Linked DNA regions of Homo sapiens: region 2 is linked to region 1. Evidence: chromatin loops called from intact Hi-C (ENCODE). Cell type or tissue: B cell. All regions are shown on one strand. Each heading gives the region's core, and the rest is flanking DNA. Links, peaks and the distances in the headings are about the cores only.

Region 1 (5,374 bases), core at 180-5,179:
AGAAGGCAGAGGGTGAGGAGAGAGCATGAACAAAAGCCCTGAGGTGGGAGGTGCCTGGCACATGCTGAGCAGGTATATGGTCTGAGTACCTGGGGTTAGTTATGTAGGAAGAGCTGTAGGAGATAAAGCCTGGCAGATGGGTTGAGACCAGACAGACAACAAAGGCATGGAAGGACCTGCTAGGAAGCCAGGACTTGATCCATGGACTCCAAGGAACAGCAGTAGGTTTTAAGCAGTCCATATGATTCGTCCTGTGCTTTAGGAAGGTAACCAGCATCTATGCAAACACTGGTGAGATTTTTTTTTTTTTTTTTTTTTTTTTTTTTTTTTTGAGACAGGGTCTTTCTCTGTCATCCAGGCTAGAGTGCAGTGGCATGATCTCGGCTCACTGCAGCACTAACCTCCCAGGCTCAAGTGACCCTCCCACCCTCAGCCTCCTGAATATCTGGGACTACAGGCACGTGCCACCATGGCCAGCTAATTTTTAAATTTTTTTAGAAGTGGGTTCTCCCGATGTTGTTCAGGCTGGTCTTGAATTCCTGGCCTCCAGTGATCCTCGTGCCTCAGCCTCCCAAAGTGCTGGGATTATAGGCATGAGCCATGGCACTGGGTCCTCAGAACAAATGTTAATCTGTTACATAGCTCCGAAGACTCTGGGAAGTTTAGGGGATTGGGGCATAATCAGGGCATAATCAGGGCCAAATCATTAAGGGATAAGACTCCAAAACACTCATACATAAAGGCATTATCCAAAGTCAAGGTCATGGCTAGGTTGGAAATGTGATTTATAAAGAAGAAGCTGTAACTCCACCACTGCATCCTCCTCAGCCCCCCACCTCCAGTCCCTTCCTAACTGACTCCTAGGCTGCCAGGAGCAGCTGGAGACCAGTGCATACACAGCAACGCACCCCCATTTTGGTCCTTTGCAACCAACTATCTTGTGAGATGGGTGATAGATGCTTTCATTATTCTGTTAAAAGCCATATTTTCATCCTTTTTATTTTTGACAGCACACTAAATGTTCTCTAACCAAAATATTGAGGGGTAAAGGGGGATATTTGGACTAGAAATATCCATAAAACAATCAATGTACTTGACACATGGACACATATAGAGACCTGTACCCCCAAATTAATGATTATACATTTTTTGGAAAACCATATGGAATTTTTTTACAAAAATTGACCATGTGTGCTACTTACAAAGCAAACCTCAACAAAAAACAAGGAATCAGTATCATACAGACCAAGTCCTCCAAGCACAATGCAATTAAGTTAGAAATCATCAACAAAAATATCCTTTTTAAAAATCTCACATCTTTGGAAATGTAAAAACATACTCATTACAACTGGGTAAAAGAAAAAAATCATAGTTGAAGAAAAACACTTAGAACTAAATGATAACGAAAATACTTGGGAGTAAGGAACTAGTTGAAAGAGACAAGTCTATCGCTGCTTGGGATTATGTTGCATTTACATTTTTTAAAATTACAGCTTGTCTTATGCTCATTTAGAAATGAGCAGAGGAGGCTGTGTGTGGTGGCTCATACCTGTAATCCCAGCACATTGGGCGGGCACAGGTGGGAGGATTACTTGAGGCCCAGAGTTCAAGACCAGCTGGGCAACATGGCGAGACCCCATCTCTATAAAGAATAGAAAAAATTAGTTGGATGTGGCTGTGTTCACCTGTAGTCGCAGCTCCTCAGGGAGTCTGGGGCAGGAGGATCACATGAGCCTAGGAACTTGCAGCTGCAGTGAGTGGTGATCATGCCACTGCACTCCAGCATGAGCAACAGCGTGAGACCCTGTCAAAAAAAAAAAAAAAAAAGAGCAGAGGTAGGAATATTTTCTAAAACTTTAGAAATTCGAGTCCAGTTTGGCCAGATTGAAAACACGAAGGGTTAAACCTTCAAACCCTACTATTATACCTAAATTCTTAAAAATTGTTTTTCTTATATCTTTATTTTATTGCTAGATCTCATCATCTAAAATTCCTTTCCTGCCTACTCTGAATACAGGTTCATATGAAACAAGTGTAAAAGGAATAGAAAAAGGAAAAATATAGAAATATATTCTGGGCAGCTGTCAGTTGGGTTTAGGGTATTTGGTTTATGTTTATTTGAGCGTTTTTATTCCTTCAGTGTTCTCAATACGTAGTTTTGAGCTCTGTTTTGTGACTGTGATAAGGAATTTGGGAAAAATGGGAGTGGAGGTCTTTTTCTTCTGGAGTCAGTTAACAACTCATTTTCTAGACAGAATTTCACCCTCACTCTTAAGTCTTAGAGTCAGTCAGACATTGGCTGACAAGGAAAATAGACGCCAAGATTTCCTCAAAGCTCAGCTTATGGTAGTCAGTGCTGGTTAATATTACCTGTAACTCTTTCCTCTTACCTGACTGCCCTGCCATTTTGAAGAAAAAACGATAAAATTATTGGATTTCTCTCCAGAAGGAAACTAAGTTGCTGATGGATCACATTGTGGTGGTTCTTGTTCTCGCCTGGGAGGAAGCGCTGCCACCTGCTGCCCTCTGCTGGTCAAATAAAACCAGCTTTAGGAACCTGTAGTTCTTTCCCACGGTGTCTACACCAGCCCTGTCCTCCCGGACTTGGCCCAGCATTCTCTTGTGCTGTTTCACAGAGAGAGAACATGTGCATTTTATGTGAACAATGTCATCTTTCCTCCACGACCACTATTTCGTCTATGTTTTCTTTTTTTTATTTTTTTGAAACAGGGTCTCACTCTGTTGCCCAGGCAACAGTTGCCCAGTACAGTGGCACTTTCTTGGCTTGCCACAGCCTCAACTTCCTGGACTCAGGCAATCCTCCCACCTCAGCTTCCCGAGTAGCTGTGCACCACCACACCTAGCTCATTTGTTTTTATTTTTTAGTAAAGATGAGGTCTCATTATGTTGCCCAGGCTGGTCTTGAACTAAGCTCAAGTGATCCTCCTGCCTCAGCCTCCCAAAGTACTGGGATTACAGGCGTGAGCAACCATACCCAGCCCACAACCACTATTTTGGATTCCAGCTCTCTCCTCCTTCCCATCTATCATTTTACATTGACTCCAACCTGTTTCTAAGGAAGGAAAACATTATATTTCAAGAAAAATGTGCAGCTTATATAAAGCCCTCAGGATCCTGCACACACCAGCAATGACCACTAGACAAGGTGGTCAGGAAGCCTAATTTCTAGTCTACTAATTGGGTGACTTCAGTTAATTTCATTCAACAAATATTTGATTTTTCTGCTATGTGCAAGACTCATAGCAAAAAAAAATATGACTGATGGTTCATAGCAAAAAAAATTTATGACTGATGGTGCATAAAACACGGGAAAGGGTTACTACCTTCAAAAGGTTCACAAGTCTGGTAGGGCAAATACAGTTCAGTAAGACGTTATGGTACTTAGCAGTTCATGGTCAGAGACTTAGAGGTACCTACAGCCCCTAGAAGAGTGCAGAGGAGGAAGATCACTATTGGCTACATCTCAGACATTGACTGACTGATTAGATTCCTGAGCAAGTTCATGGCAGGACATTTTCTCAGCTCTCCTCCCCAAAATTAGGATCCCACCACTTAAGCTTTTCATTGATTTGACAAATATCAACAGAGCACATATGTGCCAGGTATCATGCTAAGCTTGGAGGCAATACTAGCGAACAATATGGCCCATTAGAATTCAAAAAAAGAGAAAATAAAAAATTTAAGAATATAAATAAAAAGTAATAATAAATAAAACAATATGGTCCTTGTCCTCATGGGCCCTGCAGTCCATAGGGAGCCACAGACAAATATATCGGTAATTAGTCTACTGTGTGAGAAGGGTGTTCTCCTCCAGTTCGTACTCTGATTTGCTTCAAAGAAGAAAGAGAAAAAATGAGGGAGGAATCTTCTATGACCGTAGTCCAGAGTCAAAGTTAGAAAAAAAACATTAGTGTGGACCTTGCCCAGGCTCTTGGTCCTTGCTGGAGGATTTTAAATTAAAGGACTGAGTAGAGATAGGATAGATAGAGAGGTGGAGAGCAAAGATAAGCAGGTAGGCCTTTGATGTCAATGACAAAGTTTCACAATGCTTTTCCTAAGACCCTCCCACTTTGCTGAATGCTATGATGGAACGAGCACTGGAATAAAATTCAAGAGCTCTCGGAGCCAGTCCTCTGTCACTGTGATCTTAACACTTCACTTCCCTATCTCACCTAGGAAATGGGGATACATAACATTTGCTCTGCACTTCCTCCAGGGTTTTGGAGGAGCACATGAAGGAGTTTGTGAGTAGCTTATGCGAACTTCAAGTAATCCGCCCGCCTGGGCCTCCCAAAGTGCTGGGATTACAGGTGTGAGCCACCATGCCCAAACAAAAGCAAATATTCCTAATTTGAGTGTAGTCCTTAGCAGAGACACTGGAAAGAAAGATTGCGAATAAGACTTAATTACTGGTTCATAAGTTCTTGGAAGGTCTGAAATGAAGTCAAAGGTCAAATATGTATTCACCAACATTTATTAAATACCCTTTATGTGACAGACCCTTGGGCTAGGGCCCTGAGGTACAAAGGTGAGTGACAAATACTTCCTGTCTTTGAAGAGCTTATAGTCTAATAGGTTCGACCGTGCTGTATTTTTCCTTCAAAAATAATTATTAAGAAAGTGAGTCCGGGCGTGGTGGTTCATGCCTGTAATCTCAGCACTTTGGGAGGCCGAGGCAGGCGGATCACCTGAGGTCAGGAGTTCAAGACCAGCCTGACCAACGTGGCGAGACCCCGTCTCTACTAAAAATACAGAATTAGCTGGGCATGGTGGCGCATGCCTGTAATCCCAGCTACTCGGGAGGCTGAGGCAGGGGAATCACTTGAACCGGGGAGGCGGAATTTGCGGTGAGCTGAGATCACACCATTGTACTCCAGCCCGGGCAAGAAGAGTGAAACTCCGTCTCAAAATAAATAAATAAATTAAATAAAGAAAGCGAAACATGCTGATTGCAGAATATTTGGGAAGCCCACATAAGAAAAGAAAGGAAACAACAGTCACCCCAAATCAAGATGCTTTATAAATCCCAAGGGTAGAGCCTATGTCTTAGTATTTCTCTACCCACAAAACTGTACTTAGAGAGTATGACAAGGTCAGTTAATGTTTTTTGAATGGGGACAAAGCCACCCTTAAACCTACCACCCTGAGATAACCACTGTTAACATTTAGAAAATATTCTTAGCCTTCTTTTCTTTGACTGTCAAATGACTGACTGGGATGCCATTCTCCCTGCCTTATCCAAACCAGGAAGAGAAATGTTTGGCCTCTTTAGTGCCCCCCTACAGGTGATGCAGTGCTGCTCGTGGTTGATTTAATAGTTTGAGTGGAGCAACCCTTTACATCCTTCCCCATG
Region 2 (5,374 bases), core at 121-5,120, 120 kb before region 1:
CTGCTGGAGCGGCCCAGCGAGCGGCCTGGTTGGTGTCTGGTCCGTACCACCGAACGGAGCCCGCCCTTGGAGGGTCTGGTCCCCAGCAGCGCCCTGTGCATCTCACACTCCCGAAGCAGCGTGGAGATGGACTGCTTCTTCCCCTTGGTGAAAGGTAGGAGAACAGAGCGGGTGGGAGGCACAGACCAAGGAGGCCATGAGCGCTGGCCTGACTCTAGCTGAAGACCACCATGGAAGTGACCTGTCTCACAGACCCATTTTTACCCTGTGGGGTTTCTTTGGGACCTGACTGTGAAGAGAATGGGTTGGGAACTTGGAGAGGAAGAGCTCCCGAGTAACTGTGTGTGACTTTGGGAAAGTCATTTAGCCTTCCTGAGTCAGTTTCATCTTGGAAATGAAGGTTGAATTAAGTAACCTCCAAGATCTCTTCCAGTTTTCCCATCATATCACACTACATTCGGGAAAGTCCTCTTCTACCTTTGGCCAAATATGGTTTAGACTCATCCTTTCTCCACTGACCCACTCCCGCTCCACAGCAACTTCTGGCTCTCTGACCCCCGACCAAGTACTCACATGCTGACCTGGAGACACCAGGCACACCCAGGGAGGAGCCACAGCTGAGTCAGATCTGATCCTTCCCTCAGCCCAGCCAGGCTTTGAGGTCCATGACTCCTTTATGTGCCTTCAACAGATAAAGTATTCTAGCCTTGGCTTTTATTGTATGTAAGCTCTGTGTTCCCTTCACATGCCTGTTTACTCACTTTTTCTCATGCCAGGGAGACTAAACTCCTCATGACAGTGTTTCTTTAGGGGTGGTCTCTGGATTAGTAATATCAGCATGCCCTGGGAACCTGTTAGAAATGCAGGTGCCAGCCTGGGCAACTTAGTGAGACCCTGTCTCTACAAAAATTTAAAAATGCAAGGCGGCACATACCTGTAGTCCCAGCTACTTGGGAGGCTGAGGCAGGAGAATCACTTGAACCCGAGAGGCTGAGGTTGCCATGAGGCTGCAGCAAGCCAAGATTGTGCCACTGCACTCCAGCCTGGGCAACAGAGCGAGACTCTGTCTCAAAAAAAAAAAAAAAAAAATTAAAAAAATTAGCTGGGCAAAATACAAAAATTAGCCGGGCATGGTGGCGCACGCCTGTAGTCCCAGCTACTCGGGAGGCTGAGGCAGGAGAATGGCGTGAACCCGGGAGGCGGAGCTTGCAGTGAGTCGAGATCGCGCCACCGCACTCCAGCCTGGGCGACAGAGCGAAACTCCGTCTCAAAAAAAAAAAAAAAAAAAAAAAAAAATTAGCTGGGCAAGGTGGTGTTCACTTGTAGTTCCAACTACTCAGGGCATGGTGAGGCAGGAGGATCACTTGAGCCCAGGAGTTTGAGGCTGCAGTGAGCTATGATTGCATCGCTGCGCTCCAACCTGGCTGACAGAGAAAGACCGCACCTCTAAAAATAAAAAATCAAAGTTAAAAGCCAGGTACAGTGGCTCACACCTGTAATCCCAACACTTTGGGAGGCTGGCTTGAGGCTAGGAGTTTGAGACCAGACTGGGCAACATAGTGAGACCCCCATCTCTACAAAACTAAAAAATTTTAGCCAGGCATGGTGGCACACACCCATAGTTCCAGCTACTCAGTGGGGGGCTGGGGCAGGAGGATCATTTGAGCCTGGGAAGACAAGATTACAGTAAACCATGCTTGCACCACTGCACTCCAGACTGGGTGACAGAGCAAGGTCCTGCCTCAAAAAGTGTTTTTAAATTTAATTTTAAAAAAGAAAGAAACGCAAATGATCAGAACCCCCACTCCTCCAGAGCCGGTGGGTCCCAACAGTCTGTATTTTAACAAGCCTTCCAGGTGGCTCTGATGCACATTTGAGTTTGAGATCCACTGACTTGTGAAGTCCAAGTGGCAGAGGCCTTGCAGCCAAGCATTTTACACTGAGGAAGCCAAAGCCAGGCCTTAGTTCTGGGCTTATTTTTGTAACTGGCCAGATAATCAGCAGCAGGCATGCCTTCTATGCAGACCTGTGCTAGATATTTCTAGGAGAGGAAGATGGGGACGAGGGTCAGCATGGAGACCTGCTGCAGGCTTCCTGATGGTTAACTGTGAACTCAGAACATATTTAAAACACTCCGGTGTCTGGAGTGCCATCTGGTCTACCTCCAAAGCCTGACTTCCTTTCCTCCACTAGATGGCAGCAGCAGGCTGAATTGTTTGTGCTGCATCCAGCCTTCCAGGGTTTTTTCCACCAGGAGAAAAATGTCAGCTAAGACCGACGTCCTAATTCTCCTCGTGCCCTCCACTCCCAATTTAATCATTGCCTGCTTTCCCCCCTGTCCTCTGAGGACTAAGGAGGGACTGTGTCAGGAAGTTGTGTGGGAATTTGAAATTGCAGGCACAAGAGGAAAATCAAGGAAACTCAGGAATCTGGTTCCGCTTGAAGTCTAGCCAAGAGGAGAAGAGGGTACACAGAAGGTAGATTGTGAGGGTAAAATGAGGTAATGGAGACAAAACACAGCAGTGCCTGGCATTCAATGCACTTTAGTTGTCATGATAAGTTTTTGCTATTATATCATTTGCCATAGATTATCCAGCAAAATAACTACACACTCCCACAAGTCCAGTTGAGAGACCCATCTGCAGAGACAAAATCAAGCACAGCAATTCATTTGCCGCAAAAGGCTAACGTTCCTTGGATCCCCAGGTGTGGGTCGTTTTCATCAGGAGGGACTCAGCTTCAAGGGAAGATGAGACTTCCTGACCTAGACCTGGCCTCCTAGCCTGAGGCTGGGTAAAATGTGCACTCCCTCCCTGCTGGGGCTGCCACATGTGCAACTTCGCAGGAGCAAACCCAAGGTGGAAAGCCAGAGAGCAGTGTCAGAGTCAATCTGTGATCCCGAAGTGGGAGGTGGAAGCATTCAGGGTAAGAATTGCACAGGACTGGGGGTTGTCTCGACTATAGGACAGATTAGTGGAGATTTAACTAAAAATAGGAGATGAAGACCAGGAATGGAAAATAGAGGCAAGAGACAAAGCTGGGAGGGAGGCTGTCATAGAACTTTCCAGCTAATTCTGCCAACCAGCATAGCTTCTTAAAGGTACCAGCAGTGCCTATCACCCATTTCTTTGGCTTTTTATTTCCAGGTTGGTTCCTGTTTCCCCAAGCTTAGGCCAATTATGCTGAGCTTTCAAATGGCATCCTGTGAGGTCTTACTATCTTCTCACCCATGTGAGCTCTGAATACAGAGGTCCCCGACTCCCAACAGTCAAGGACCTAAGTCGGCCAGGCGCAGTGGCTCACTCCTGTAATCCCAGCACTTTGGGAGGCTGAAGCAGGTGGATTGCTCAGGCTCAGGCGTTCGAGACCAGCCTGGGCAACATGGCGAAACCCTGTCTCTACAAAAAAAATTTAAAAATTAGCCAGGTGGGGTGGTGTGCACCTATATAGTCCCAGCTACTCAGGAGGCTGAGGTGGGAGGATCACCTGACCCTGGGAGGCTGAGGCTGCAGTGAGCCATGATCATACCACTGTGCTCCAGCCTGGGTTGCAGAGTGAAACCCTGTCTCAAAAAAAAAAAAAAAGGACCTAAGTCTGCATTCTCCATGGAGCACTCCTTATGCCCTTAACTAGACCCCATTTGAAAGTGTGTGCAGTTATGCACATAGCCCAGCCTCAAAACCCTTTCCCTGTCTCTCTGGGGTCTGCCCAGAGTGTTGGCCTTAGCTAAGACCCAATAAGCTATTCCTTCTCTTATTCCAGCTGGCTGCCTGCTTGGCAAACCGCCTTTTCTTCTCTCAGCAGTAATTTGTCTCCAGTGGGTGCTTTACCTTATAAGTTATGCACAACTAGATTGAGAATAAAATGTTCCTCTGGGGGTTGTGGAATAGGACAGAGTGGTCTCATCTGGTGTCAGGAGGTTGGAATCAATTCCTTTTTCAATTCCCATAAGAGAACTGGTCCTCTTAGCATTTGCAGAGAGCACCAAGTCAGCACTCTTGCAGGCTGTGTGAAGCAGGGACTATGTGTGAGGGCTAAGCACCTTGTGAGTGCTCAGGCCATGACTATCACCCCAGAAATGGGGACAAAAGAACCACAGGATGGTTCTTGATGATCCACTAGCACAGGGTTCCCAACGCTGGCTGCACATGAGAATCATCTGGGAGCTTTTCCAAATGACAATGCCCAGACCCCACCTAGAACAAATGGAATCAGAATCTCTGGATGGGGCCTGAGGGTCAGTATTTTTAAGTGTTCCATAGGTGAATCTAAGGTGCAGTCAGGGTTGAGAACCACTGCACTAGCCCGGTCTCCTCTCTTCCAAGAGAACACTCAGGCTCAGGAAAGCAAGGTGACCTCCCTGAAGCCACAGGGAGTCTGTGGCCAAGCTGGAGCAGACCAGGGCTCCCAGCACCTGTTGAGCTTCTGGGTAGTGCTAGGGCTCCTCTCTGCCCTTCCCTCCTCTGCCTTCTGTGGGAGCAGTGGTTGGTTATTTCCTCCTGATAAGTCTTGGTGTCATTCATGATGGGGTTGGTGAAAAAGAGTGGGGCTGTGTGTCAGAATTGGGGTGGGGCTGCCTTTCCTGCTACTTTACTGCCACTCTGACATCTTAGGGCTTCTCACTGGGATTGGGCCCTCCAGCCCTAGTCCTGCCTTTCCACAGGCCCCTCTCACTTTCACAGCAGCAGGTGGTGGAGGGCAGCACCTCCCAAGAGGCAAGCCTTTGTAGCAGTGGTTTCCAACTCTGGATGCACCTTAGAAACCACCTGGAGGAGGTTTCTAAAAATACTGATGCCTCATATCCACCCCAGAACAATTAATCCAGCTGCCAAGGACCTGGACATCAGTATATTTTTAAGTTCTTTTGTGAAAAAAATAAAAAGAAAAAAATTAGCCGGGCATAGTGGCATGCACCTGTAGTCCCAGCTATTCAGGAGGCTGAGATGGGAGGATTGCTTGAGCCTGAGGGTTCAGGGCTATAGTGAGCTGTGTTCACGCCACTGCACTCCAGCCTGGGCAAAAGAGTGAGACTCTATCTCAGGGGGAAAAAAAAAGAAGAAGAACAAACTTAGTGATTCTGATGTTCCCTTAGGGTTGAGAACCACTGCTTTGTGGACTCAGCACCCCCAGGGTGTCAAGCTTAGGAGATACTTAAAGATGTATTAGAAAGGTTGAGGGTTAATGTCCAGATTATATAAAGAACTCCTGCAACTCAACAACAACAACCAAAAACTAAATTTAAAAATGGACAAAGGACTTAAACAGAAATTTCTCCAAAGAAGATATACAAGTGACCAATAAGTACATGAAAAGATATTCAACATCACTAATTATTGCTAGGAAAATGATAATCAAAACAACAATAACATGTCAC

Evidence for each region. Peaks named below come from ENCODE experiments on the same cell type or tissue, not always from the same donor. Only the 100,000 strongest peaks of a DNase experiment are listed, where the experiment ranks them.
Region 2: a loop joins it to region 1, with 37 times the contacts of the local background. A loop is called at or near these places in 109 of 110 quality-filtered maps.

The regions. Positions count from the first base shown.
Region 1 is chr3:124,686,502-124,691,875 of GRCh38, forward strand. All of the region lies in intron 51 of KALRN (kalirin RhoGEF kinase), which reads left to right. Among named protein-coding and RNA genes, the nearest start is that of UMPS, 41 kb to the right of the region's middle. In B cell, for the core only: CTCF peaks have their summits at 2,531 (motif pointing left) and 2,733; a DNase peak (open chromatin) is centred at 2,520; H3K27me3 peaks cover 39 bases.
Region 2 is chr3:124,562,936-124,568,309 of GRCh38, forward strand. It overlaps KALRN (kalirin RhoGEF kinase), which reads left to right. Exons shown (of 60, transcript NM_001388419.1): 34 at 1-154. All of the region lies in intron 2 of LOC105374076 (a long non-coding RNA gene), which reads right to left. Among named protein-coding and RNA genes, the nearest start is that of UMPS, 160 kb to the right of the region's middle. RefSeq lists an enhancer at 2,007-2,301 and a silencer at 2,007-2,301. In B cell, for the core only: CTCF peaks have their summits at 2,214 (motif pointing right) and 2,418; a DNase peak (open chromatin) is centred at 2,166; H3K27me3 peaks cover 608 bases.